2 separate regions of the Homo sapiens genome follow, and region 2 is linked to region 1. A link is an interaction called in ENCODE POLR2A ChIA-PET data of the cell type or tissue named here. Cell type or tissue: PC-9. All regions are shown on one strand. Each heading gives the region's core, and the rest is flanking DNA. Links, peaks and the distances in the headings are about the cores only.

The links. Peaks named below come from ENCODE experiments on the same cell type or tissue, not always from the same donor. Only the 100,000 strongest peaks of a DNase experiment are listed, where the experiment ranks them.
Region 2: POLR2A ChIA-PET joins it to region 1 with 19 read pairs; 5 of 35 experiments call an interaction of 5 or more read pairs at or near these places.

The regions. Positions count from the first base shown.
Region 1 is chr5:176,339,158-176,355,412 of GRCh38, reverse strand. It overlaps KIAA1191, which reads left to right. Exons shown (of 9, transcript NM_020444.5): 5 at 2,665-2,791; 6 at 4,676-4,800; 7 at 7,057-7,163; 8 at 7,350-7,492; 9 at 7,605-9,351. The coding sequence ends at 7,813. SIMC1 (SUMO interacting motifs containing 1) reads right to left here. Exons shown (of 10, transcript NM_001308195.2): 10 at 9,424-10,230. The coding sequence ends at 9,968. Among named protein-coding and RNA genes, the nearest start is that of KIAA1191, 14 kb to the left of the region's middle. In PC-9, for the core only: no CTCF peak of the experiment used is centred there; a DNase peak (open chromatin) is centred at 3,002; H3K27ac peaks cover 764 bases.
Region 2 is chr5:176,601,879-176,615,665 of GRCh38, reverse strand. GPRIN1 (G protein regulated inducer of neurite outgrowth 1) reads left to right here and starts at 5,510. Exons shown (of 2, transcript NM_052899.3): 1 at 5,510-5,667. RefSeq lists silencers at 3,984-4,278, 5,180-5,809, 5,870-5,929. In PC-9, for the core only: a CTCF peak has its summit at 5,354; a DNase peak (open chromatin) is centred at 4,105; H3K4me3 peaks cover 1,411 bases.

The DNA.
Region 1 (16,255 bases), core at 1-8,000:
TAAGATTTTATTTATTTTGTTAAAAAAAAAATCAGTAGCTTTAGGGTTACCCGAGGTGTTGTTCGCATGGATGAATTGTATAGTGGTGAAGTCTGGGCTTTTAGTGCACCCGTCACCCGAATAGTGTACAGTGTACCCAATAGATGGTTTTTTAAATCTCCCTCCTTTTTTTTTTCTTTTTAATTCAAAACTAGAATGGCCTTGTCTGCTCCTGAGACTCTTCATATTCCCCACAGAGCTAAATCCAAGCTCAGCATGATCCACAGTCCATGTGATCTAAGTCCTGCCTGCATCTCTCCAGCTCCCCTACCCAGTGCTTGAACTGTGCAAGTTACCTAAAATTCTTGCACTTAGCAGCGTATTTTCTGCCTGTCAGTTTTTGGCTCACACTGCCCTGATTGTTTAGGATGTTTGCCATCCACATCCTGTCCTCTCACCTTTTCTCCCACTCCATTTGCCTGAAAACTGGTATCCTTTAAGTCTTAGCTCAAAAGTCTCTTCTGTGACAGTTTTCCTGACATCTCCGTCCTCCTGATAAGGCCATCACCTCTCCCTCTGAGCTCCCCACGGTACCATGGTCCCCGTCGTCATCCCTGCATTGCTTTCTCGCCCTCCATTAGCTTCCTGAGGACAGGGGCCATGTCTAGGTTTGTACTCTTATCTGCAGGATCCAGCCGATGGCCTGGCATAGATTCCCAAAAACTGCTCATTTTGTGATTGGGGAAAAAAATTGGCCCTTTCTTGAACACATGCTGTACCTGTCCTCATGCTGTACCTCCAGCCTCAGCTGCCTTTGCCCATGGCCATCCTCTGTAAGAACTGCCTCCTTCCTAAGGCCCTTCCGAACATACCTCACAGTCCTTCGTGCAGTCTAGTTTCGTAGGTTCGCATTATTGGAGCCTCTGCTTCCCGACCTCAGGGACTCTCTCCCCTCTGACTCTCCAGCCACCAAGAATACAAGAAAGGCTAGACTGTTGCCTGAATAAAGTAGGCCCGCCAAGTTCACGTAAGGCTGTTTAACCTGTAGCTACAGTTTCTCTGAACTTTGAGCCACATGGTAGCTCAGGGCCTGACAGGCAGTACACAGTAAGGGTCCACTGAAATAGGCCTGGGTGTGAGTCCCAGGTGGTCTGCCCTAGCAAGACCTTGGGCACACAACTTTACCCTGAGCCCCAGTGTCTCTCTCTGAGAGTTGGGAATACCTTATGTCATAGAGGTGTTGTGGGGATTCAGTCAGGGGATGTAAAGGGTTGGCACATTGTGTATTAGCTGTGTAGCTGATATTATGACTGCAGGCTCCCTGCTTAACTTTCTCTTAGTAGAGCCATATTTGATAATTTCTAAGGAGTGTTTTTCCCCCCGCCTCCAACAGACTTTCAGGGCAGACAGCTCCTTTCTAAGAAAGTGCCCCTACAGCTCTGGGGGATATTCCCTCTATCAATTATCTACTGAAATATGACCCAGTCAGTTGTTCAGGGAGAGTATTCCATGTAACAAGTAGCAAAAGTGCAGGGAGAAAAGGCCTGCTGCAGCTTGCCTGTGATGTCAGAGCAATGGGCTTTAGGGTCCAGAGCAGGAGGTGAGCAGGGCTTCTGGTGGTGCTTGCCAGGCCACACACCCTGCTGATGGCTCCACAAGGCAAGGGATGAGCGGGCTTCCAGATTTCTTCTGGGCCTCAGCTGGAACAGCTGATGGCTTGGAACAGCTGCTCCAAAGGAGAGCTCCGCTTGACTCATTGCATGCGATCCTATTCATTTGCCCTAACTCTCCCCATGTTAGGAATCAACCGTCTTCCCAGTAAGGAAACAGGCTCAAGTTTTACTCAAGGTCACAGCTTAAAGGTATAAATTCTGTTTTGTAGTAAGGATACAACATTTTTCATTACTTTTTATCTGTCCCCCCTTTTCAACCATCTTACTTTCTTCTCAGTTCTTCCAGACAAGCACAGAATAAAGAATAAGTCTTGTTCTCTCCTCCCTGCTAGGCCTGAGCAAGGTATCAGGTGTTTCGATTGCAGAAGGTGGAGGCTGCCAGCTCTTGCAGGTTGAAAATGAGGAGCTAAGTAGATTTTTTTTGTTTGTTTCAAAAGACCATTACTTGAACCTTGGGAGCAGTGGTCCTCAAGGTGTGGTCTTGGGACCGGCAGCATCAGTAACACCTGGGAATTTATTAGAAAGAAATTCTTGAACTCCACCCCAGACTAACAGGGACCTACTGAATCAAACTCTGAGGTGGAGCCCGGCAGTCTGTTCTAATGGCTGGCACAGGGTCAGAACCACTTAGCCAGTGCTCTCATCAATTAAGATCTAGCATAGTGCCTGGGATGTGGTCAGTGCTTCGTAATAAGCATTTCTTCTGCATTCTTAGGGCATAGTACTATAGTATATCGGAAGATCATAGTCTGGGAAGGTAGTAGACGTCAGAGCTTCAAATTCTGGCTTTCCCACCTTTATAAATGTAAACTATTCACCTAATGTCTTTCTTTGTTGTCTCTATGGATAATACCTATCTAGCTGGGTGGAGATGACCAACTCCTCCCTTCAATGATTTCCTCACTTACCAGATTAATGTTATTTCAGTAACTTCCTCCCCAAAGGAGTAAGTTTAGGTGTGTGACTCCCCTGCCCTGCCTAAGTGCTTCTGTACTGTACCTCTCTTGAACAGGTGGAGGAAGGAGAGGCCAGTCTACCCTCCCCTGCCATGACCCTGTCATCAGCCATTGACAGTGTGGACAAGGTCCCAGTGGTGAAGGCTAAAGCTACCCATGTCATCATGAATTCTCTGATCACAAGTAAGCACTCTTCACCCTCAGAGTAGAGTGCCATAGGGGCAGGGAAGAGTTGAGGCTTCCTACAAGCTGATTGGAGATGATACTGCAACACGCTCGCCTTACCTTATCCTAAAAAATGTCAGTTTGGCTGCTGAATCATGTCAGTATTGAAGCTCCATTTATTAAGTGGAAGATTTGCCAAATGTTAAGCATCTTATCTGATTTAGGTGCATTCCTGCTGCTTTGTTGATATGATCTCATGTTCCCAGCTCTGTCACTGTGGCCTTGGGCAAGCTACTTAACTACAGAGACTGCCCCGCTCTAAAATGGGGAATTTCACTGGCAGGTTGAGGTGAGGATCAGAAGGCCCAGTGCTCAGTGGCGGCAGCTGCTGCTGTTACTGTTTCAAGCTCTGCTGGAGAAGGGGAAACATCCGGGCATTTCCCACTTACCCCAGTTTTTGTTTTTTTTTTTGTTTTTTTTTTTTTAAACAGCTCAAAGTTGGTCTACCAGGAAGAGGACCAGGTCCAAGTGTCTTTAGTCTTAAGAATGTATGATTGGTCATCCTAATGAAACCTGATATGAGAACTTGGATTTTTTTTTAACCTTATAACAAGCTAACTAAACTTCTTCATTCTGGAGGGCTGTACAGGTTGCTGTGGGAAGTTAACAATTAGATACATGGCTCTGTTTGTCAGCAGTTGTGCCCCTACCAGGGTAAGGTACATAGAGGTTCTCCTTGGTTGGCTCATTTTTGAAGTCAGAAGCCCTTGTTTATCTTCTCCAGGAGGGCATCAGTTTGTCCTGGGCAATTCCTAGTGAATTCACCAAGAACCAAAGGTCCAGACTCTTACTTTGGTTTCTCTTCTTTTTTTTTTTTGTTTTGAGACAGAGTCTCACTCTGTCACCCAGGCTGGAGTGCAATGCTGTGGTCTCAGCTCACCACAACCTTCGCCTCCCAGGTTCAAGCAATTCTCCCACCTCAGCCTCTGGAGTAGCTGGGACTACAGGCGCCCACCACCACGCCTGGCTAATTTCTGTATTTTTAGTAGAGATGGGGTTTCACTCTGTTGGGCAGGATGGTCTCAAACTCCTGACCTCGTGATCTGCCCGCCTAGGCCAACCAAAGTGCTGGGATTACAGGTGTGAGCCATCACGCACCACCTATACTTTGATTTTCTTATTCACATCTGTTGAATCAGCAACACTACTTTTATTTTACAAGCTTGAGAATGTGTTCTAGCAGTGTTACAAAACTTATTCATTGTTCTTTTAGCACAATGTAACTTTTTTTTTTTTTTTGAGATGGAGTCTTGCTCTGTCGCCCAGGCTGGAGTGCAGTGGCACGATCTCGACTCACTGCAAGCTCCGCCTCCCGGGTTCACGCCATTCTCCTGCCTCAGACTCCCGAGTAGCTGGGACTACAGGCGCCTGCCACCACACCCAGCTAATTTTTGTATTTTTAGTAGAGATGGGGTTTCACCTTGTTAGCCAGGATGGTCTGGATGTCCTGACCTCTTGATCCGCCCGCCTTGACCTCCCAAAGTGCTGGGATTACAGGTGTGAGCTACTGCATCCAGCCCCATGTTGCATTTCTAAATACAAAGAAAATGTCACCATGTACAACTAAGAGGAGGGTGGGAGTATTGTCCTCAAGGTTCTTCAGCTGTCCCTTTAGGAATAACCTCTTCAGCTTGGTGTGAGGGAAGGCTTCCTTCTGGCTAGAGAGCCTTTGTGTGAGGTTCAGAATTACTGCTGTGGTGCCTCTCTGGGGAAAGTCTCCTCTTCTTTGAATGGTCAGTGTGGTCTCTTGCTTCTGGGGAGAATAGTAGATATCCATGTTGTCCTCCTTATTTTGTGATGGGAGAGGGGAATGGGCATGACTGTCATCTCCTCTGTTCCCAGAACAGACCCAGGAAAGCATTCAGCATTTTGAGCGACAGGCAGGGCTGAGAGATGCTGGCTACACACCCCACAAGGGCCTCACCACCGAGGAGACCAAGTACCTTCGAGTGGCCGAAGCACTCCACGTAAGCTCTTAGGAACTTTGAAAAAACAAAACCTTCAGTGTTCATGGCTTGAAATGTGGCTGTGGTTTTGAAGTTACCAGCTCAGTTAGTTGGGGGCTGTGGAGTTAGTCTCGCTCCCGAGCTCTTAGCCTCGTAGTTTTTGCTTATCCACCTATACAGTGGGGTGTCTGTTTTGCTACTTCTGGTTAGCAGAATCAAGTGAGAGCCTCAGCTTACATATACATAGGAGTACTTTATGAATCATAAAGCAAATGTGGAGTATCTTGGGGAGAACTGGGCAGCCTCAACAGAGGTAACAGCTTAACTGGAAAGGAACAAGTTAAAATCAAATGTGGAATTGGAATGTTTTTGCTATTTCATTTCTATAAGTGAAGAATTTTGGTAAGGGTTAATTTAGTGATAGCCAAGTATTTGAATGAATAGTTTCAAATGACTTTCTTTCAGTGAAGACCGCTTCATACTGGATAGTGTTTTATGATTGTGAAGCACTTGCATTCATTTCATCCTCACAATCACCTTTTGGGACAGATGCTCTTCTCCATATTTTGTAAATGAGGAGATTGAGGTTCGAGGCCATCTATTCAGCCAGTCATAGTACCCGAACCCAAGTCTCCTGATGCCTTACTTCCTGTTGGCTTCTTCCTCCTCATTCCAAAGCAGCCTGGAAATCTGGCTCCTGAAGGGGCTCATATGGAAGTCAGGGGCAGATTGTGAAGAGACACAATTACAGTTAAGAAACTTGGGCTGTCTTCTTTAGGCAAGGGGGGGTCAGAATCCAGGCTTGTTCCAAGCTTTATTTTAAGAGTTCTGAACAGGGTATGATGAGGGCAAGGTGAGGAGAGCACACGACGCAGGAAAGAATCATGGTATACATTATACATAACGAGGAATAACCCGGATCTGGTGGCCTGTGGGTGGGGATATAAAACTGTGGATATAAAACTGTGGCCTGTTTGCAGTCACCCAGGCTGGAGTACAGTGTTGTGATCTCGGCTCACTGCAACCTCTGCCTCCCGGGTTCAAGTGATCCTCCCAACTCAGCCTCCCAAATAGCTAGGATTTACAGGCATGCGCCACCATGCCCAGCTGATTTTTAGTAGAGATGGGATTTCACCATGTTGGCCAGGCTGGTCTTGAACTCCTGACTTCATGTGATCCACCTGCCTTGGCCTCCCAAAGTGCTGGGATTACATGTATGAGCCACCGCACCCGGCCCTGTTTGCATTTTGTAATGAGCATTCCAGATGATTCTTTTGCAGGCTAGGTTTAAAAACTGCTATAGGAAATCAGGTTTGGGCTGGTGGCCAGTTTAAGCTTTCAAACAAGACAGAAGCTTCCAGAGAGGGGCACCGGCAGCCTTTGACCCTTAACTGAGAACTTTCCAGGATAGGTCAGTGAGAATTCTATTTGAGCAATTCACCTTATATAATGGTAGGATTGACTTTGGTTGACCCACTTTCTGTGTCTTGCCCATAGGAGTAGAACATGAGGATGGCTGAAATATTAGCTGTAACTTACATCTTGTAACAGATTGTCAACTTACATGAATGGATCTGTTGAGCGTTTGAGAAAATTCAAACGTGATCATTGTTTGGTGTGCAGCTTGGGTTAAGCAGTGGCGTGGCAGGCCTGGAGGGAGGAAACAGCATGGGAACCTTGCTCTAGAAGAGCTGAGATGTAGACCTGTCTCTCCCCACTAGACTGCGAGTCAGAGGAATGCTCACGGTGCTGAGGGAACCCAGAGTGGCTGACTATGGGAGAGAAGGAGGAGAGAATGGAACAGGCTCCTCAGAGGAAGCATTTAGCTGGAGAGAAGCAGCATGCCTGAGTATTGGCTTGGAGAGACTGAGGATGGGCAGGGCTTTGTACATGGTAGGAGCAGCAGCGAGACAAGAGCTTAAGCCCTGCTTAAAAGGCCAAGAAGGCTGGCAGCTAGCGTTCTGGCTCTTCCATTTTACTGTCTGGGGGAATGTGGGGAAATTACTTCACGTTTCTGAAAGTAAAAGTTGTAGTGTAAAGCTTTAAGTACAGGGATGTTCATGATATAGTGTAGAATGAACACATTTTTTAAGGAGATGGAGTTCCATCTAGTATGGCAAAAACAAAGGACTACCTGTTAGATCATCCGAAATCATTCCACCTGTAGATGTCTTCTGCCTAAAGTTAGAATGCGAACCAAATTTTTTATGCCTAGACTTATCTGTTTGGAATTTGCTTTCATTTTTAAAAAGTCTCTCTTCTTACCCATCTGAGCAGAAACTAAAGTTACAGAGTGGAGAGGTAACAAAAGAAGAGAGGCAGCCTGCATCAGCCCAGTCCACCCCAAGCACCACTCCGCACTCTTCACCTAAGCAGAGGCCCAGGTGAGCCCTTCCTGTGACCCTTCCGAGTTCCTGCGTGCTTCAGGAAAGCTAGTGTGGCAGATGAGGTTGTATTTAAGCCTGTGGTTTCAGAGGGAGAAGGGATAGTTCCCTGTTCTTTTGGTGTGAGACATTTCTAGGGGCGAAGGAAGAGGTATTTTAGGATATGTTTTGTTCTTTCTTTCCCAGGGGCTGGTTCACTTCTGGTTCTTCCACAGCCTTACCTGGCCCAAATCCTAGCACCATGGACTCTGGAAGTGGGGATAAGGACAGAAACTTGTCAGATAAGTGGAGCCTCTTTGGACCGAGATCCCTTCAGAAGTACGATTCTGGTAAGGCAGCACCTTCAAAAAAGAGAGCAGCATGGCAGACATCTTACCATATTGTATACCGGGAGCTGTTTACTGGTTTTGAAATCATTTGCACTCTGGTTCACTTTTGTAGGAAGTTTTGCCACCCAGGCCTACCGAGGAGCCCAGAAGCCCTCTCCATTGGAACTGATACGTGCCCAGGCCAACCGAATGGCTGAAGATCCAGCAGCCTTGAAGCCCCCCAAGATGGACATCCCAGTGATGGAAGGAAAGAAACAGCCACCACGGGCCCATAACCTCAAACCCCGTGACCTGAATGTGCTCACACCCACTGGCTTCTAGAGCCCTCTTTCCAGGGATTCTGGTAAAGGTGGTTTCTTGCATCCCACTCCCCTTTTACCTTGGCTTTGACATAGGAAAGGTATATTTAAAAACTTAATCAGCTGGGCGTGGTGGCTCACGCCTGTAATCCCAGCACTTTGGGAGGCCAAGGTAGGTGGATACCTGAGGTCAGGAGTTCAAGACCAGCCTGGCCAACATGGTGAAACCCCGTCTCTACTAAAAATACAAAAATTAGCTGGGCGTGGTGGTGGGCGCCTGTAGTCCCAGCTACTTGGGAGGCTGAGGCAGGAGAATCGCCTGAACCCAGGAAGCAGATGTTGTACCGAGCTGAGATCATGCCATTACACTCCAGCCTGGGCGACAGAACGAGACGCCATCAATAAATAAATAAATAAAGTAAAGTAAAAAACCTATTAAATTGAGGCTAGAGCTGGAGATGTAATTGGTTTTTGAGAAACATTAGTATAAAGCTTGCCCTTGTTGTGTGGAAGAAGCCATTTTGTACTGCTTTAAAGTTAGACTAATATTCTCAGCACGGGTGTATGGGGACCTCATTACCTATTTTTTTCATCATTTACCCTAGGTAAGAACTTTGATCACTGCTTACTAGGTAAAGAATGTTTGTACTGTTCCAAAACCCAGGCTTCTTTATTCCTTTACCACTATCCATGTGAGCATTGACAAATCATGGCTTAGAGGTGCTCACTGACTCGCTAAGACGACTTTGGCCCTGTTGATGACTGGTGCTGTGCTCCAGCCTTATCAGTTAGGGGACCCAAGGTTTGTTTGGGACCTGGGTACAGGTAAAAGCCAGACTTGGCAGGGACCCCTCTTTCTAGGCTGAACCTTGAGTCCCCCTGCTTTTTGGCAGACCTAATGGATCACTGTCTTGCAGCTAGTTCTTCATGTGGGGCCTCTTAGGCCAGTGCCGGAGGAGGCATGCTCCTCTTTCTATGCCACAGAACAAACACTACTCTAGCAGAGCCTTTCTTGCACTTTAAAGTGAGATTAATTTAGCTGTAATTTGGTTAAAAACTTCCTAAGAGAGAAAATTAAGTCTACTGATTTGGTATAGGTAAATGGACATTAAACTTTTTTAAAGTAAAGGAGATGGTAGATACCGTTAGATTATAGTCTTGAGGTTCATGTGAAGCCAGTGGTGTTAACTTACTTTGATTTCCTTGTTCAGGTCAGGGCCTGGAACGCCTGTGCGGGGAGGTCACTCAATTCAAAATTTTCTGTATGAAAGCATTTTTCACCAAAATGAGCCTCATCCCTTTATGCAACACATAACCTTACTGAGGGAGGGAAATACAGAAGCCACCTTTTTATTTCTCTTCACTGTGTACAAGTTCACTTGTTGTCTTGAACACTGTCTCAAATACCTGCTTTTTGTTTTGGATAGTACCTTGTCTGTATAAGAAGCTGGCCTTTCCATAGAGAGGCCCTGGAGTCTAAAATTATGAGAACAATTAATTTATTTGTGTCTTCTATTATGATCTCGTTTTGACAATAAAAATCCTTACTACTTTCTCAAATGTGGCTATTTTTTTGTCCTTTTAACAATAGTTATTCCACTCTACCCACCCAGAGTCACACTGAACTTGGTATTTTGAAAAACCATTGCCTTTTTATTGTCTCCTTTTAACATCAAATGTTTTATAACACACTTGATCCTTTTGTTTCTACCCCCTATTCATTACAGTCAAATTAACAGGCAATATAATAGGTCTAACAGAATGCTTGCATTTCATTAGGGAAAAATGAACGTCTCTCTCCTGAAACAGGTTGTCGGTACCTTGAATGACATAATATTGGTGTATAGACTAGGTTCAGCAGAGGGATTTTTTCCACATCTTGAATGAAAATGTTAAACATGTGATGCACAGAGTATTAACCTGTTTCAAAAAAGTATAGATAAATAATTTATTAAAAAATATATATACCTTGTATATTTAAGCCATATTTGAGAACAGGCTAGGATAGGATTATTTAAAAAAAGATATTTACTAGAGTTAGAAATTACAACCTACTGATTAAATAATGCAGGTTTGGTCCTGTAAGATTTTAACCACTTTTCATGCTTTTAGAGCTTCTGAGCAGTTGGAGAGAGAGTTCAGGAGGTATTCTTGGCATTCAGTGCTTGGCAGGCCCTCAGGAGCCGCTCCAGCCCTTTTGAAAGGGCTCTGCATCAGGGTTCAAGTCCGCAGCATAGAAGAGCAGGAGCTTCAACAAGTGCACTTTGTCTTGGAGTTGGGGGACAAGAGGCTCCCCCAGCATCTGGATCAGGCGGCTGCGGAAGGCCTCAATCTGCTTCTCTACGTCTACCACTGTGATGTCATCTCCTTGCTGGGGTTTGGGCTTAATCCTTTTGATTATTAAGTCCTTTCGGTCGATCACGGAACTCCTTAAGTGTTCTGCAAGAGGGAAAAAAGTCAGTTGGGTGCTCTGAACTGCTTTTTAATTCTTTTTAAGAAGTCTAATTTTGGTAGGTAGAGTCTTGGCAAAGACTTGCTGACTAGCTACAGGGATACAAGTCGAAGGCTGTGTGAGTGCCTGCAGTAACTCCACTTCCAAAAGGCCCTTTGTTCTCAGTTCTCTCGGGTCCTTAAGAAGTTTTACATTAAAAAAAGTGATATGGTTTGGATCTGTGTCATTTTTTATGATCACATAACATGGTCAAAAAATGAAAATACTGAGGAAACAATTAGACATATTCATCTAGTCCATGTTTTAGCCAATAGTATTTAACATGAGTATGATCATGAATAAACAACTAGACAGTCCCAAATTGTAATCCCTGATGTTGGAGGTGGGGCCTGGTGGGGGTGATTTCTCATGAATGGTTGAGCACCATCCCCTTGGTGCTGTTCTAGTGATGGTGAGTTATCATGAGGTCTGGTGGTTTAAAGTGTTTACGTAGCACCTCCTCACTCTTTATTCTGCTGTGGCCACGTAAAACGTGTCTGCTTCCCCTTGAGCCACGATTGTGTTTCCTGAGGCCTCACTGGAAGCAAAGGCCACTATGCCTCCTGTACAGCCTGTAGAACTGTGAGCCAACTAAACTTTTCTTTATAAATTACCCAGTCTCAGGTGTGTGTGTGTGTGTGTGTGTGTGTGTGTGTGTGTGTATACTCCTGACCTCAAGTGATCCGCAAGCCTCGGCCTCCCAAAGTGCTGGGATTACAGGTGTGAGCCACCGTGCCTGGCCTACTCCATGTTCTTGTCAACAGTATTTAACATGAGTGTGATCACGAGTAAGCAATTAAACATCCCAATCATAGGACATGTACAAAATAACTGGCCTGGACTCTTAAAAAATGTCTATTATGAAAGACAAGTAAAAGCTGGGAACTGTGCTGGACTAAAGGAGACCAAAGAGTATGACTGCCAAGTACAGTGCTTCATATTTGACCGTATCCTGGCTCAATCTAAAATCAACTACCTAAAAAGTATATTACTGGGACACTATTAGATAATATTCTATCAAGAACAAGTTTCATGGCAGGCTGTGGTGGCTCATGCCTGTCATACCAGTGCTTTGGGAGGCGGAGATGGGCAGATCACCTGAGGTCAGGAGTTTGAGACCAGCCTGGCCAACATGGTGAAACCCTGTCTCTACTAAAAATACAAAAAAATTAGCTGGGCATGGTGGTGCATGCCTGTAATCCCAGCTACTCGGAAGCCTGAGGGTGGGAGAATTGCTTGAACCCGGGAGGTGGAGGTTGTAGTGAGCCAAGATCACACCACTGCACTCCAGCCTGGACGACAGAGCTAGACTCCGTCTCAAAAAAAACAAAACAAAACAAAACAAAAAAACAAAAAAAGAAAAGTTTCGTGAGTGTGATAATGCACAGTGGTATGAAGTACAATATCCTTACGCTTAGGAGATACATGCTGAACATGCTGAAGTACTTAAGCAATACAATTATGATGGCGCACTTATCAACTGTTTCAGAAAAAATGGTATATACATGGATCAATAGGTAAACCAAATGTGTCAAAATCTTAGAAGCTAATGAATCAGCGTAAACGGTATATATATGGGCATTCGTTATACTATTCTTTCTACTTTTCCGTAGGTCTAAAAATGAAAATAGGAAAACAAAAAGTTATAAAGGTATCTCATCCCAAATCTACAGGCCAGCCCCAATAGATTCTAGAAGTGTGTGGAATTGAGGCAAATGAGCAGAAGGTCACATTAGGCAAATGTATTGAGAGAGTTCTGGGGACTTGAAGACTTCCAGTTGCACATAAGTACACCATCATTTCTCAGTCTCCTCATTTATCAAACGGGGATGATGGCACTTTCACTAACAGTTATTAAAAGGACTGAGCTACACTGTATCCAGATTTAGGACACAGAACAAATCATTTTAAGTGGTATATCAGGTTACATTTTAAGCGGTTTATCAGGTTACATTTTCAAGTAATACATTCAATATGTTTTTTCTCAACCTTCAGATAAAATGATGGAAAAGCAAAATCTCTCAAAACTAAAGTCTGTAATCTGTGAAGAAGTACAGTAAGTATACAACAGCATGTTCAAAAAGTCTGGAAACACAGGAAACAAAGCTGCCTTGAGATGGAAGTGCAAGGCCCTTTCAACCTTCAAACAGCACACATTTACTGAGCACCTACTGCATATCAGGAACTGGCTAGAGTCTGGGGACACAGTGGAATTTAGAGCCTTGGGCCCAGTCCTTGTGGACTGATATTCTAGTTGCAGGAAGCCTGATGATAAGTTAGTCAACAATATTGATTATAGTTTGTGGCAAATGCAATCAAATAAATAAATCAGATGCTGTGATAAACAGTAACACTGAGGGGAATAAGGGAAGCAGCCCACTCTAGCCACGGAGGGTCTGTGAGCTGAGTATTGACGGATGAGGAGGCAACCATGCAAAGGTCAAAGGGAAAAGCAGTCCATGGAGAACAGCAATAGCAAATGTCCTGAGGAAAAGCATGCTTAGAGAACAAGACAGAAAATCAGGGTAGGAAGCCTTCTGCCGTGGTAAGACGCAGCAAGAAGTCCTTCCCGGGTGCAGCCCCTCGACCTTGGACTTCCCAGCCTCTGGAACTGGGTGGAAGCACTGGGGATGCATATACCACGTTAATGGCATCCATGGAAGGCAATGAAAATTACATTTGATACTTAAAGTGTTTCAGCTAACATAAGGTAATGACTTTATAAATCGAGAAACTTAAAAAAATCAGAGTAATAAAAGGGAGACAAGTACTAGATGAGATTGGAAGGTAGGGTAGGCCACATTATAATGTGGAGTTTGGCCTTTGAGAGCAAACAGGGTATCTATAGACTTAGAGGGTTGTAAATAGGGAAATATGAGCTGTTTTATTTGAGACTAGTTAGGAATTGTCTTAGGAAGAGCCTTTTTGTAGACTTTGATTTTCTTAAGGCATGTGCCACTCTGAAAAATACAAAAATGATTTTGAAAGAAGTGGAAAAAAAGTTGACTGAATAGGGTGGGACAGGGGAAACTTAGAGGGCAAGCAAGAAGAATGTGGAGTTTATTAAATCATGCAGGAAAGTTAAAGAAGCAAATGTTAGCAGTGCCCATCTCAGCACTGTCTATGGGGGAGGAAACCCTGGCCAGTGGACTTCAGCCCTGCTGGTCTAGTCAACAAGGCCTTGGATTTTATGCTTCGGTAGGGATAAGAGTTGTTATGTCAGAGGTTGCTGATTACTGTATGAGGACATTTAGCATTGAAAAGGGTTTGAGCCATAATGCCTGGCTCAAGATATTTCAGCTGATAGTATTGTTAGTAGTTTTGGATCAATACAAGAGTTAATTATTATTTCATCATCATCATCATCATCATCATCATCACTATAGGAATCTCCTACCTAATATGTCAAACCTGAGCTCTTCATCTTCTTTGCAGATCTTTCTCCATATCAGTAATGGCAGAACCCTGGGAGTCACCCTTCAGACTCAGTCACTTAAGAGCCCTGTCAAAGTTATCTTCAAAGTGCTTCTGTCCCATCCACTGCCTTCTCCACTGTCCTTCTGTCCTTGCCACACCCTTGTCACCATTACCCCTCCCCTGGCCCCTCTGGCCCTCTGCCAAATGATTCGCTACACATCAGGTAGAGCAGCCTTTAAATTTGCAGATCTGATCATGACACTCCCTTACTTGGAACCAACCACTTTGATGGCTTCACTCTGTTATTAGAACCAGCTGAATTTCCTTAGCATGGCCAAGATGGCCCTTCACAACCTCCTCCATGGACTATTCTAGTCTCATTTAGTGTTATTCTCCCCTTACTCACTACATCCTTGCCCTGCTAGCTTGTTCTATGTTCCTTGGACTCACTAAGCATCTTTTTGCCTCAAGGCCCTTGGACATTCAGTGCCTTCTTTCTGGAAAACTCTTGTCTCCCCATTTGCCTGGCTAACACCATTACTTCATGTCTTTTATTTATTTCTTTTTGAGATGGAGTCTTGCTCTGCTGCCCAGGCTGGAGTGCAGTGGCACGATCTCAGCTCACTGCAACCTCTGCCTCCCGGGTTCAACCAATTCTCCTGCCTCAGCCTCCCAAGCAGCTGGGATTACAGGCACCCACCACCACGCCTGGCTAATTTTTGTATTTTTAGTAGAGATGGGGATCTGCCATGTTGGCCAGGCTGGTCTTGAACTCCTGACCTCAGGTGATCCATCCACCTCAGCATCCCAAAGTGTTAGGATTACAGGGGTGAGCCCTTGCGCCCCGCCTACTTAATGTCTTAGATGAGGTATCACTTCTTCAGGGAGGCCTTCCTGGATCCCTCCAAAAATAGATTTTGTGCACTTGTACTTCCTTCATAGCATTTACTCTATGTAACTATAGGTTACTTGTATCATTATTCATTTAGGATCAATCTCTCCACTAAACAGTAAGCTCTGTGAGGGCAGATGCCATGCTGGTCTTATTCATTAAGGTTTTCCCAGTGAGCACAGAGGACAGAGAGGACATTCAGTAGATATCTGTTGCCTGGATAAATATATGAATTGAACTGATCCTACCTGCTTCTGCTTTTCCCCGTCCGTGGACAGGGCTCCTTGCAGGGAGACCGTGTGTGTGACTGGCCTCAGAATGACTGTGACTGACTTCTGCAAGCTATGCTGGCCAGATAAGCAGGATTCAGGAAAAGCATGCATTTGTTCATTGAAATATTATATGTTCAAATCCCTAGAATTCATACTCATAAACTCCATGACAGGCAGCACTTTGTAATTTTGCTGAGGCTGAAACTTGAGCCACATGGCTATGCAACTGGGGTGGGGGGGATTGATTCTCTCGGCCAAAGAACAAGAACATGAGCTCAATTGACAGCCCAGAATCCGTGTCTCTGACAGACCTGTTTGAATCCTAGCTCTGCATTTGCTTTTCTCTCAGCCTTTGTTTTCCCATCTATAACAGGGGGTGATACCTTCACAAGGTTTTTGGATTATATAAACCAGTGCAGGTGAATTTACCTAATCTCTTTTCCTTTCTTCCTCCATGCTGAGAGTTCCCCTAAACAAAAGGAAAGCTTGGGCTCTCTAATCCCTTCCCTTCTTCTCCCACTCTTGCAGCTAGACAACTAGTGGAGCTAGACAACTCAGACTGATCTCAAAATGCCCTCAACAACATCCACAGACCACTCGCAGAAGGCAGAGATGAGACGAAGGGCCCTCACAGTAAGATGCTTACTGACTGACAAGGACGCTGACTATTGCTGGGTACCATTCGGCTGTGTTCTTTGCAGGACAATGTTTTCAAACTACTAGTGCTAATTTTCCTCCTTCCTAACTCTTGGACCCCAAAGAAGCTGGAACAAACATTTAAGGATAAAACAGCACTGCAACACACCCCATTTATTCTTGGTCAATATATACTGGTTTGAGGCCTTTCTCTCTCTTATCAAAACATAAAAAATATTCTGTAATAAAAGTAGATTCCGTTTCCACCTTAAGTCATTATTGCCCATGATAGGTGTATTCCCCGGGAATCAAAATAGAAAGGAACAAGAAATGTTAAAGGTGAACTTTAAAACAAGCTGTTAATATTAACCTTTCTGGTAATCTCCAAAACAATTACATAAGCCTCACTGAGGGTAAGAACACATGGAACTTGCCTTCGGGTCTTTGTTTGGAGAAGGACATGCACCTTTCTTTGAGGGTGCTACAAATGCACAAACTGCACAACCACATATCATGCATGGACTGGACAACATACTCTTTTATTTTTTTTGAGACAGAGTCTCACTCTGTCGCCAGGGCTGGAGTGTAGTGGTACGATCTTGGCTCACTGCAACCTCCACCTCCCGGGTTCAAATGATTCTCCTGCCTCAGCCTCCTGAGTAGCTGGGATTACAAGACCCCGCCACTATACCCAGCTAATTTTTTTGTATTTTTAGTAGAGACGGGGTTTCACCATGTTGGTCAGGCTGGCCTCGA
Region 2 (13,787 bases), core at 2,672-10,671, 260 kb before region 1:
TCCCTTATTGTCTACCACCAACTCATTGTCCCCTGCCCTAAGATCCAACTTTGCTTTCCAAATAGGCTCTCTGGGATAACTTGAGCCCAGGAGTTCAAAATCAGCCTGGGCAACATAGCAAGACCCTGTCTACAAAAAATACTAAAAATTAGCTGTGTGCAGTTGCTCACACCTGTAGTCCCAGCTACTTGGGAAACTGAGGTGGGAGGATTGCTTGGGCTCAGGTATTGGAGGCTGCAGTGAGCTGTGATCATGACACTGCACTCCATCCTAGGCAAAGCAAGACCCTGTCTCAAAAAAGAAAAAGGAAAAAAAAAAAGGCTCTCGGGCAGAATGGGAGAGAGGGCTGCCAAGGAGCAGCTGGGCCATGATTCAGCCTGAGTCACCCATCCGAATCCTGGGGCCTCCCTCATCCAGGCCGGGCCGCAGCTGCTGGGGGTGAGGGGGGTGCAGCGAGGGGGGAGGGGGCCTGTGTGAGCAGCAGGCTGTGTGCCTGTGTGCCCAGGCTGGGGCTCTCATGACCATCAGTGCAGCACTGTGAGGGCCCGGGGATAGTGCATGTGAGGAGATCAGGGTGGGAAAGGTGACCCGATGTGCATCAGTTATCTGGGCTGACTGAGGAGGTAGAGTTTCCTCATGTGTGTGCATATGTGTATGTATGTAGCATGTGCACATGTATGAGGGCGTTGTGTGGGTGTCTGAGTAGGGCTAGAGTTTGACTCCCAACTTTATTACTTTCTAGTTGTGCAACCCTGGCAAGTTACTTAATGTCTCTGAACTTTTTAGTTTCCTCACCTATGAAATGGGAATAATTGTATTGTCTCAGATGGTTTTCTTTAGGATTAAATAGAATGAGGTGATGACTGTAAAACACTAATGTACAGTAAGTGGTATACTACCATCGTTATCATCATCTGGGGGGTGCTGGGTTATACACGGCACACAGGAGGATGGGTGTGGATCCGAGTATTCAGAGGGTGCAGGTGTGTGGGGTCTGGGTAAGTATTTTTTATTTTTATTTTTAAATAAAAAAATATAAAAAATTCTTCAATCTTCATAGCCAACTACAACTACAGGTAAGTATTTCTTGAAGGAGTGTGTGTTTGTATGTGGTGTGTGCATCCCTGAAGCAAACACAAGAACTTTACAGAAAGTTGGGTTTATATGGCACTGCCTGCCCTCCCCCCTCCCCCCCCCACACACAGAGCACACACCTTCTCTAGTGGCTTCAATTTGCTGAAATATGGCCTAGACCAGGGCCAGTATCCAGGCAACGAGTTCAGGAACTGTGGATGCTGTTGTCTTGGGAGTCTCAGACCTCAAAAGTTTTAGCCTCAAACAAAGCTAGAATGGGAGTAGCTGCCTGGGTGTGAGAAGGGGATTGTGCTTTATGGAGGAGATATGAACATGATATGAATGTGAACGAGAGGGGAAAGAGGGCAAGATACATATTTTGTGTGTGTGTGTGTGTGTGTGTGTGTGTGCGCGCGCGCAGGGGTGGCTTTGGGGGGTGGCTGCTGTCTCTGCTCTGGTACAGTCTGCTTGTCTCCATGGTGCCTGTTGCCACACACGCTTGCTTTTCAGAAAGTCACTGGGATTGTTTATTCCACCCCCGGCCTGGGCGCCAGCCAAGGAGCTGCAGGCACTTGTTTATCTTCTGGTGCGTACGAGTGTGTATGGCTCCCCAGTGGCAGAGCAACCCGAGATACATACACACACTCACACGGGTGTGGGTGACCATGTCATTTGTCACAGGGTGAGCCTGAACCCTAGGATGAGTCACAACCTGGGACCAGATGGATTCTCTCCACACGGGGACAAAGATGACCCCCAGCAATTCCAGGTGTATGCAACACCGATTCAGCAAGGCCCAAAATTCCAGGAGAGTATGAGAAGCAGGTGGCTTTGGTTCCGTGCTCCATCCCTGACTCCCCCTCCCCCCAGAACAAATCAGTGACCTGGGTCACTGCCCACCCTAGAGCTGGCACTGGGATCCATCCCATCCCACCACATGGGCTGGGGTGGGGAGGTGGTCTCCCAAGGAAGATGGAGGTGCCGTGGTCAGAAAAGGGTGTGCGGTGCTGGGCTTGCCATAACACTGCTGTCCACAGCAAAAGCACTTGGTGTATTTTTCCTCCCTACATCTTCCTTAGAGCTCTGAGAGCTAAGCATTGTATAGGATGATATCGAGGCTAAGAGAGACCTCAACCAAGGCCATACAGCTAGTAACTGGCAAAGCCAGGACTGAACCCACATCAACTGCCTCCGTACCTGTTTTGAGCTCCTCCTCTGCGTTAGCAAGTGCTTTGTTTTGTTGTCTGGAAATTTTCATTTTAAAAATGTTTTTATCAACAAGTCCCTATGGAACAAGAGTGGTTGCAGAGCATGGCAGAGGACCCAGATTTTAAAGAGGCTCCAGTGTCCACATAGCAGGCACTGCCAGAACTCTGACCACATCCCTTTGGGTGCCCTTATCATTTTTGTGCCTACCGGCAGGACTCCCAGCAGTACCTGCATCTTTGTCAGAGAGATGCTCTCAGGCTGCTGGGACCCACTTTGCCCACATTCATTGTGGGCCAGGAATGCCTGGGAATTAACATACAGCCCATGCAACACATTCCAGGGATGGCCCTTAACCAACATCTGCTGGTGTTGGGATATAAATACCCCACCTCCCTTGCCCTCAGCCAGGAGAATTCCAAAATGTGTATTTACCCCATTTTCCAAGAGTTCCCTGCAGGATTAAGCTTCACTCACTGTGGTAGCCGACTGAATAATAACCTCATACTGGCTGCCTTCCCTTCCTGGGTCACCTTCCCACTCCCCTGCTGGTGTCCTTGCACCTCACAAATAAACCACATGCTTTTGATCTTTATCTCCAGGTCTGGGAGCTGCCCTGGGGTTCTGGATCCCATCCCCACCTTCCACCTGAGCATCCAGACCCAGCCCTGGTCCTCTCTTTTGCTGACACCTTGCCCTTTCCCTCTGTACTGGGCCCCTCCCATCAGAATTTAAATGCCTTCAAGTCTCCTTCAGCTCAACCTCCCATCCCTCTGGAGAGACTGTCATTCCTGTTTTCTCTCTCAAAGCCCAGACTTTCTGAGGAAGTTGTCTACTTGCCCACTCCATTTCCTTACTCCTATTTCCTCATCAACCTACCCCCCACCATGGCTGCCTTCCACCCCGCTTCTCCACTGACTGCATGTCATCAACTTTCAAAGTCCAGAGGACACCTTTCAGGCCATATCTTGTCTTCTTGATGTGGTGACTCTCCTGCCTTCTGGAACACTCTCTCCCTTGGCTTCTGAGACATAACACTCTCCTGGGCTGCTTCTGGCTTCTCAGATGACTGCTTCTCATTCTTTGCTGCAGCCTCCTTTTCCCAGCCAGTCCCTTCATGTTGGCGTGCCTCAGGGTTGGCCTAGGGCCCTTGTGTCTCCCTACCTGGTGTGTACCTGATGTGTACGTCCTCCCATGTGCCGACACCCCTCCCATGACCTCCGGCACCAGCTGGAGGTGGATGGGCTCCCTTGTCTGCCTTCAGCTTTGGCCACGGCAGAACTCAGTTCTGGACTCAAATGTATCAGCACGGCCATCCTATAAACCCCTCTTTCCCCCCAGAGCTCATAAATTATCTGTCCTTCATCCACCTGGCTCCCCAAGGCAGAATCTCAGAGAGACAGCAGAGTTCTCTCTCCCCTCCACCCACATCCACCTCATGGTCAAGGCCTATTGATTTTACCCCTAGATAGGTATCCAATCTGACTCTTCCTCTCCATCCCTACAAATGCCGCCGTGGTTCAGGCATCATCATCGCTCACCTGAACACCTGCCATAGCCTCCTCACTCCTGCCTAGTCTCTGCTCCTGTCCACCCTTGTCCTGTCCCAGGGGGACCTTTTTCGATCACAGGTTGGTTCTTGCCACTTTTCACATCTGTGAACTTCTCCAAGCCTTAATTTCATCTGTGTCATGGAGCCAGTAATGTTTACTTTGAAGGGCTGTAGGGAGAAAAAAATGAAATGATGAATGTGGAATAAGGGTTTGTAAGCTCTGAAGCGAAATGGCCTTGTGGGCAGTGAATGAGCAATTTTCAGGACCGGAAATGTGAGGAAGCAGCCCTGGTGTGGTGCTGTCCGTGGTTCTGAAACCGGTCCGACACGCTGAGGTTTTCTCCTTGCCTGGCGTGCTGCCTGGAGACGCCAGTCCCACGGATTTTCTTCATTTATCACCTAGAATTTTAAATATATATATATATATATATATATATATATATATATATATATATATATATATATATATATTTTAAAGGATCACGGTGACTTACGGTTCACCAAGTAAGAGAGGGGAGTAAAATGTAAGAATAAGAAGTGAGGTTTCAAAGTTAGACTGCATGGGTTTGTAATCCCAGCTCCACTACTAACTAGATGTGTGACCACAAACAAGTTACTTATCTGCTTCTCTTTTCTTATCTGAAAAATGGAGATATAATACATTAATATTAACTTGCTCCTAAGCGATTGGAAATTGAAATTAGATAAAACCTGTAAACAGAATCTTAGCGCCGTGTCTGGCCCTACATAAGCATCATTGCCAATGGTTGTTACCATTGATTAATAGATGGTGGTGGCTTCATAGTACCGGTGCGAGAGGGTTTTGTCACATCTAGAGCAATTACGGAATTATTTTTTCTCCTCTGGGAAGTCAAGGGGAAGGGAACTCCTTCTCTGCAGGGAAATGTGGAGGGGGTGGGCAGCGAGTCTCTGTGTCCTTGGTGATTCAGATACCACTGGAAACCCCTGAACACCTACTTTGCCCTTCCAAGACCACCGTGAGGTGCATAATGTTAGTCCCGTTTTACAGATCGAGAAACTGAAGTGCAGAGAGGTGAAATGATTTGCTCGAGGGTATCCAGGGGGAGGGGGGAGGGCGGGCGGGCCCCCGGGGAGGCCGCAGCCAGGGACTGGAAGGCATCTCTCCCGCACCACTACCTCCGGCGTCCCCGCCACTCGCTGGAGCGTGGGCAGCGGCGAGACAAAGGGCCGGGGGCGGGGAAGAGGAGGCCGGAAGTGCGGCCGGGGGTGGGGGGGGCGGAGGCGGGAAATTTCCTCGCTGGCGGAGCCGGGAGATCGCGCCGACCTGGGTCCCCATCCAGGCGCCTCGAGTCCTCAGGCCGGCGACTGCCCCCTCTGAGCCCCAGTTCCCTCCTTGGTCAAGCCAGGCGAGGGCTTTCGAGGGGCTGGTCTAAGATCTGCTAGACGGCGCGCCCCGCCCTCAGCAAGCTCGCAGCAAAGGGGCAGCCTCTCCGGCCCTCAGTCTCCCTGTCTGTGAAGTGGGAACCCGCTCGAGGACGGCGCGGAACCCGGGAGCCCAGCGGCCGCAGTTAGGGTTGGCCAGCGAGGGGCGCCCCTCCCTCGCTCCCTCCGGCCGCGGTTTCCCCGCGGTCACCGCCCCCTCGCGGTTCCGAGGCGGCCGGGCGGCTACTGCGCATGCCCGGGGCGGGGCGCGGGGCGGGAGCGCGGAGCCGGCGCTGGGGACGGCGGCGCCGAGTCTGCGGGTCCTCCCGCCAGCCCGGCCGGAGGCAGCCGAGGCCGCTCGGGCGGCGGCGGCGGCGGCGGCGGGAGCCGGAGCGCATCTCGCCCAGGAGCCGGAGCAGCGGCACTGCCTGGTAAGCGCCGCGCCCACACCCGCTGTCTTTCCGGGCGGGCGGCGGCAGCCCCTTCATCCGCTCGCTGCCGCCCCGGAGCCGCTGTCCAGGGTCCTCGAAGCCCCCCGGCGGCGGGGCTCGGACACCTCGCGCGGCATGAGCCCGGGTGTGTGCGCGCGGCTGGGGGCGGTGGGTGTCTGTTTCCAGGCTCCTCGCCGGGGCGGGGCGGGGCGGGGCGGGGCGGGGGCGGGTCCCGCAGCCCTGGGCCGAACATCAGAGGGGCCCGGCGGGCCAGGCTGACCTGGCTGTGGGGTCGGCCCCGCGCCCGGCCTTGCCGCCGCCCGCTGGCTTTGTTCGGCATGGCCGCGCGGGAGGGGGTGCTTCCCGCCACTGGGGGGAGGGCGTCCTCCCGCGTTGATTCATCTTCCCCGGAGCGAGCTCAACGCTCCACTGGCTCCACTCGCACTACTGAGCACACTCGCCGTCACACAACCAGTGTGGCACACACTCCGGGGCGCGATCACACAACACCGCGTTCACGCACGGGCGCCTCATTTCCTCGAGTGAGGCCACAGGTCTACCGCACACACACAATGGCTGTTGGTCATTCCATTAGACTCATACACACGGCCACCTGTCACCCAGGGTACTGGGTGGGAGCCTTGCGTACACACCCAGGCACAGCTACGCACTCAAACCAGCCATCGCGGATCACAGCATGGACATCAACTCAACAATACTCCCTGATCACAACACACTCGGGGCCACCCTGCCCTGGCCTGCTCACCCCTGCTCATGGGGTCCCTTGCGTACCCAGATACCCTGGAGTAGACTGCCACCCTTGTGCACACACTCCCTCTTACACACACACTCTGTCTCTTAGCGTGCTGCCCACTCCCACCCACACTGGCCCACGTTTGCACGTCCATGAACGTCCATTCTTGCCCTCCTATGTATGTATGTATGCATGGTCTGAGGGCCGTTTCTGGAAGCAGGTCTGGCTAACACCTTTAGATTCCTTCTCCCCCCACACCCCCGAGCAGGAGACTTCGCTGCTCTGAGGGCACTACGAGAGAAGGGGACGAGGGGCAGCAGACTGAGATTCTCAGACACACTCAGATGCCTGACGAAGTCCCTCAAGCCTTTGTTGGTCTTGTCAGCACAGAAGAGGTATTTGCAGGTGCTTGGCAGTTCTGGCCCTGTTTATGGGTGTAAGGATAGCTCCATGCTGGAAAGAAATCCTAGAGGGAAAGGAATGGCTGGCCAGGTCTCTGTGGCCTGAATGGGCAGCCACAGGGGCTGCTGCTCTCCCTGGGAGCAGGACACAGGCACCTGTGCAACACCCAGATAAGCTCTCCTAGGAGTGAGATACCCACAGGGTCCAAGTAGCCCCCACGAGGCACAAACACACAGGCCATTCTGCACATGCAGGGTGTACATACGCACAACAAGCTCTTCTTGAGCAGAACACAGGAGCCAGGTCCTGGCCCCAGAGTGGCCCAAGCTGGTACATACATCCACAAGCAGTCTGTTCACTCCTTTGCATGCCAGGTGAGCCCGCCTACATACCTAGCAGACATTTCTGCCTTCTGCCTCAGTCAGGCCACACTCAACCTGTTTGTGCCCAAGTGTACAGGCTCATCTGCTCATAGGGTGTGTGCGTTCCCACAGGTGGGGGAATGTATGCAGGGGGAGGGGAGCTCTTGCTTCTTCTACTGCATGCTCCTTGGCACTGTTGCTTGGGAGGAACCTTGGCCTGACCTCAAAAACCAGAAAGGGGGTTTTGAGAACCAAGTGTCAGGCCAGGTGCAGTGGCTCATACCTGTAATCCCAATACTTTGAGAAGCCCAGGCAGGAGGATTGCTTGAGGCCAGGAATTTGAGACAAGCTTGGGCAACATACCAAGACCCCCATCTCTACAAAAATTTAAAGATTAGCTGGGTGTGATGGCGCATGCCTATAGCTACTTAGGAGTCTGATGAGGGAAGATTGCTTGAGCTGAGGAGTTGGAGGCTACAGGGAGGTATGATTGTGTCACTGCACTCTAGCCTGGGTAACAGAGTGAGACCCTGTCTTCAGAAAAAAAAAAAAAAAAAAAAAAAAAAAAAAAAAAAAAGAGCCAAGTGTCAGTGTCCACGATCTTAGAAAGAACTCAGGTTTTGTGCTTGGGCACAACTGGCTTTGAGCTACAGCCTTCCCTCAGTTGTGTGCCCTTGGTCAAGTCTTGACCAAGTTGTGTGCCCCAGTTGTGTGCCCCAGTTGTGTGCCCTTGGTCAAGTCTTCTCCCTCTGACTTCAGTGGCCTCATCTGTGAAATGGGATGATAATGCCCCCCTCATGAGATTGTTGTGGGATCCAGATGATAAAAAGAGACTGAGACCGGGTGCAGTGGCTCATGCCTGTAATCCCAACACTTTGAGAGGCCGAGGTGGGTGGATCACTTGAGGCCAGGAGTTCAAGACCAGCCTAAACAACATGGTGAAACCCTGTCTCTACAAAAAATACAAAAATTAGCCAGGTGTCGTGGCACATGCCTGTAATCCCAGCTACTCGGGAGGCTGAGGCAGGAGAATCACTTGAACCTGGAAGGTGGAGATTGCAGTGAGCCGAGATCATGCCACTGCACTCCGGCCTAGGCAACAAAACAAGACTCGGTCTCAAAAAAAGAAAGACAGTGAGCGTGCTGGGCCCAGGTAATGGAGCTGGGTTCTAGTGGGGTAGTTGCGGGGAGAGAATGTGGGGCCTCAGGCCTGGGCTGCCTCTCAGAGAAGCAGCTCGAGGATCCTCAGGCCTCCCCAAGATCCAGGAAGGGCCCAGCAGAACTGTGAGCAGTAGAGCCTCTGGGAGTGGTCTTGGGGCAGTTCTGAAACCCAGGGCTGGCCTATCTCTTCCAGATGTAACTACATCCCCTCTCCCATTTCACAGATTGGAAAACTGAGACCCACGGAGTAGAAAAACTCACTCAGAGTCATAGAGGATGTCAATGACTAAGCTGGGGCTTGACCCCACATCTTTCTACCTCCCTGACCAGGCTCTCTGTCCCTACCCTGGACTTTATCCCATCTCAGAGGCTGGAAAATACAAGTTGGGGACGGGAAGCCTGGGGACTTTCAGAAGGGGCATGTTATCAGCTGAGCCAAGCTTGCCTCTTAGAACCTGTTTCTTCCTCTGGAAAACAGGACTACAACAGCTGCCTGGCAGGCGGGTGGGATTTGCACATAGTAAGGGCTCGACTTGTACAAGGTCACCTCTGCCTTTCATGGCATTGTGCTCCAGGGTCCACACTCAGGTGGCTACAGGCCAGGAGGGTAACATACATGAAGGGCCGGCTGTGAGAAAAACGACAGTGAGAATTCCATGATTGATGGCAGCAGACAGTCAGCCTCAGTGTCTAGGACACCGTGGGGAAGAGGGGGGATTGTGGCTGATTGGAGAGTACACCCCCATCTAAGGAGGCTGTCCCTTTGGGGCTCCAGCTGAATGTTGCCAGGCAGGAAGCACGCTCAGACTGCCAAATTTTAGTTTTCCAAGAGAAGCTGGAAATCTTACTGTCACATGAAATCTTCTAATGTTTAGAAGTTGATCGGTTAATTCCTTTTTAAAACTGATTTTAAAATGTGTTTAGCTCTGTGGGTCAAACAAGCCTGTCTGAGGGTCAGGTTTTGCTGGTTTGTGTCCCTGCTGCAGACCCTTTCCTCCCCTGCCCCCTCCTGGGAGCACAGCTGGGCTCTGACAGGCTGAGCAGATAAAAACAGGCCTTCCACAGACACAGCCCAGCCCTAAAGTGAGCAGAGTCAGGCACACCCCTCATTTTCTTTAATTCTCACTATAGCCCTGGGGGAGCAGGAGGTGGGTTCTTCAGGGTCCCCAAGGAGGAGAAGGGCGTTGCTTGAAGTCACAGAGCTGATAAGCGGTGGGCTGGCCTGACTTTCTGCCCGGGCTGCACCCAGGGAGAGGAGCTTATTGGCTGGGCTGGTGTGTGAGGACCCCAGGGCTGGGCTTCCAGGGCTGAAATGAGGGGTAGTGAGGGCCCAGAGCACCCTTCCTATATCCTTTGCTGACTCCTTCCAGCTCCAGCTAAACTCCCTGTACACCAGCCAGGCAGCTGTTGAATTCCTGTTTTCCAGAGAAGGAAACAGGCAGGCATGGTAGGCAGATCCTGGCCCTCACTGGAGCCTGGGCCCTTTCTCTCTCTCCCTGTCTCTGTTTTAAAGACAGTTTCTTGTTCTGTTACCCAGGCTGATCATAGCTCACTGCAGCCTCAAACTCCTGGACTCAAGAGATCCTCCTGCCTCAGCCTCTGGAGCAGGCAGGACTATAAGTACATGCCACCACACCTGGCTAATTTCTTTTTTTTTTTTAATTTTAATTTAAAGTTTTTGTAGAGACGGGATCTTGCCGTGTTGCCCATGCTGATCTGGAACTCCTGGCCTCAAGCAGTCATCCCACCTTGACTTCCCAAAGCACTGGGATTACAGCCGCGGAACTCCGCCCCAGGGCCCTTTCCCTTGACCATCTTCCCGGTCACCCTGGCTTATAACGTCCTTTTCCATAGGCCAAGGGCCAGATGGATCAGAGGTTGCAAGCTGGTGACCTAGGGGTCAAAGTTGGCTCATGAAAGTGTTTTGGCCGGGCATGGTGGACCATGCCTGTAATCGCAGCACTTTGGGAGGCCAAGGCAGCCAGTCACTTGAGGCCAGAAGTTCGAGACCACCCTGGCCAACACGGTGAAACTCTGTCTCTAGTAAAAATTTAAAAAATTAGCTGGGCATGGTGATGTGCGCCTGTAGCCCCAGCTACTCGGGTGGCTGAGGTACGAGAATTGCTTGAACCCGGGAGGCAGAGGTTGCAGTGAGCTGAGATTGTACCACTGCACTCCAGCCTGGGTGACAGAGTAAGACTCTGTCTCAAAAAAAAAAAAAAAAAGTGTTTTGTTTAGCCTGTATGATATTTTTTAAATTAGCCAATATTTAAAACATGGATATCCATGCTGGGCGCGGTAGCTCATGTCTGTAATCCCAGCACTTTGGGAGGCCAAGGTAGGCAAATCACCTGAGGTCAGGAGTTCGAGACCAGCCTGACCAACATGGAGAAACCCTGTCCCTACTAAAAATACAAAATTAGCTGGGCATGGTGGCGCATGCCTGTAATCCCAGCTACTTGGGAGGCTGAGGCAGGAGAATCACTTGAACCTGGGAGGCAGAGGTTGCAATGAGCCAAGATAGCACCATTGCACTCCAGCCTGGACAACAAGAGCAAAACTCTGTCTCAATAAATAAATAAATAAAATACAGATATCCAGATTTATGACTTAGCTAAAAAAAAATTTAGGAAACCTGGAGGCACAGCGGCCACATTCACTTCCCTGCTTAAATACTTCCAAGGGGCGGGATACAGTGGCTCACTAGGCGCTAGGTATAATCCTATTGTAGACACGAGATCCTGCTATGTTGCCCATGCTGGTCTGGAACTCTTGGCCTCAAGAGATCAAGGTATAATCCTATTACATTGAGAGGCTGGGGTGGGAGGATCACTTGAGCCCAGGAGGTCAAGGCTGCAGTGAGCCGAGATCGCGCCACTGCACTCCAGCCTGGGCAACAGAGTGAGACATTGTCTCAAATAAAAAGAAAATACTTCCAGGGTTTCCAGTGCCCTTAGGCTAAACCCCCCTCCTCCACCATGCCTCATGTGATTTGCTGCCTCCTCTTCCGCTGCCACCCCCTTTCCGACTCCACTCCAGCTCTTCATGGCTGGCTCAGATGGTAACTGCCTCAGAGGGGCCTTTCTTGACCACATGTCTAAACCAGCTGCCCACTCCTTTGTCTTCACAGCATCCATTATTTGAAATACTATGATTTATTTGCCACTTGTTTATTTCTCTCCTCCCAATCTTTCTGCATCTATAAGGCAGGGACCCCACATTTCTTATTCACTGCTGTATCCCCAGTCCCAAGAATAATGCCTAGAACATTGCCTGTGTGCTCAGTAAATGCTGAGTTAATGGAATGATTCCTAATTGGCCACAGCTGGCAGGAATTGAGTGCCGTTGCCCCTTTAGAAGGGGCCAGTGCCCTCTAGTTTGCCACAGTCCCCACCACTCCCTCTTGTCTCCCTCAGTCTGGGGATGTCAGGAGTCTTTCATCATCTCCCTTGTAGGAGAAAACAAATATTTGTGCCCATATCACTATCAAAAGGCCAAAGATGAAGATGGACTCAATTCACGCCACTCAAATCTGATGCCTGCCTGACCCCTGCAGGCTGGTGACCATCCAGTGATCCCACGAATTCCAACCAGACCTCTCCCGTGCTTCTGGCCTGCTTCCTACTGCCTCCTGGATGTCACCCCCCATAAGTCCCATGGGCACTCCAGTTCCACTTCCGAAACCCAGTGCCCCATGATCCTCTGCAAAACTGTTCCTCTTCCTGTGTTCCCTCTTAGTGATGGTCCCCCTCCCCCACCTCATAAGCCAGAGCCTGAGGGACCCAGTAGTGAACAGTATCGACTGTGTCCCCATCCAGAGACCTGAGGTCTGGCCAGGGACCCAGAGGTGTAAATGGCCAGATGCAGAGTGACATGAGCCTTGTTAGAGGAGGAACGAGAGGCTACAGGAATCCCCAGGAAGCTGGTAGCCAAACAAGGCCCACTAGAGGAGGAGGTGTTTTAACGGAGATCTGAAGGTGTAATAAGAGACAGCCAGGCAAGAAGGGAGGGAGAGATTCCTCCAGAAGAGGGTGTGTAGAGGCTGAGATGGTGGGGGAGAGAGAGAGTGTGTATCTGTGTGTGTACATGTTTTGGGGGTGGGAGTGGGTAATGAAAGATAAATCCCAGCACTTAAGTAGAAACATAGGGGCTTAGGAGCATATTAAAGAGCTGGACTTTACCCCAAAGGTAAGAGTGAGTCATTAAAGGTTTCTCTTTATTGTCCATTGGAAAAAAAAAGGACTATGTGCGCACATAACCACAATTTAAACATCACAAAGGGGCGCACAAAGAAAAGCTTCTCCCACCCTCAGATCCCCGCTCTTCCTTCTGAGAGGCAGTCACTGCTAAAAGTTTTATAGGATTCCATCCAGAAATTCTCTTTATAAATAAACCCATCCATGTGTGTCCTTTTCCTTGGCTACACGCGTGGGATCCCAGTAGCGATGCTGTCCCCTGGCCTTTTTCAATTAATTTATCTTGGGTGCTTTCCCTCATTACCCCACACCTTCTAGTAGCTGCCCGGTGCTCTGCGTGGTTGTCCCACAGTTCACAGAACCTGCCTCCCCGTCTTGTTCTCATCACTAGCCATGCCCTTGTGTACCCCAGGACCATCTTCAGGACCCCAGGTCTATCTTTAGGACCATGCTTAGAGGTGGGCTTGGTGGCTCAAATGCTATGCGCGTTGTAAACTTTGATAGAAATTGATAAATGTCCTTCTAAAAAGATTACAACTAATTTACATTTCCGGCAAGAATGAGGAGGGTTTTGAGCCAAGGAGGGCACAGGTGGCTCTGCATCTTAGGTCATTCAGTCATTCATGGAACAAATCCGTATGAGGATCTTCCTTGCTTACTGCATGTGTGCCAGGTCTCAACTCTGGGATATATCAGATAGCACAGCAAAGTCCCCACCTCCTGGAGCTGGCATTTTAATGAGAGCAACACACCACAAGCAATAAGCGAATATATGTGATATGTCAGATGGTGACAGGTACTATGGAGGAAAACTGATTAGAATAAGAGGGTGGAGAATGCCAGCCAGAGCTGGGGAGGAGGCTGTTTTACATTGCATGGGTCAGGGAAAGCCTTGGGGAGCCGACCATGCAGATATTTGGAGAGAAATCTCTCCATGCAGAAGAAGCAGGCAGCGCCAAGGCATGGAGGCAGGCGTGTTCAAGGCACAGCAAGGCGCACAGCGAGGCACCCCGCGTGGCTGAAGCAGCGTGAGGGAGAGGGAGAGCAGCAGCAGAAAGGGCAGAGGAGGTGACGGGGCCTGAAGATGCAGGGGCTTCTGAGCCATTCTAAGGAGTTTACTTTTACTTTGCATGGGATGGGGAGACACTGCCTGGTTCCGAGCAGAGGGGTACATGATTTGTCTCGGGTTTTACTAAGATCCCTCTGGCTGCTGTGTTGAGAATAAGCTATGGGACAAAGGAAAAG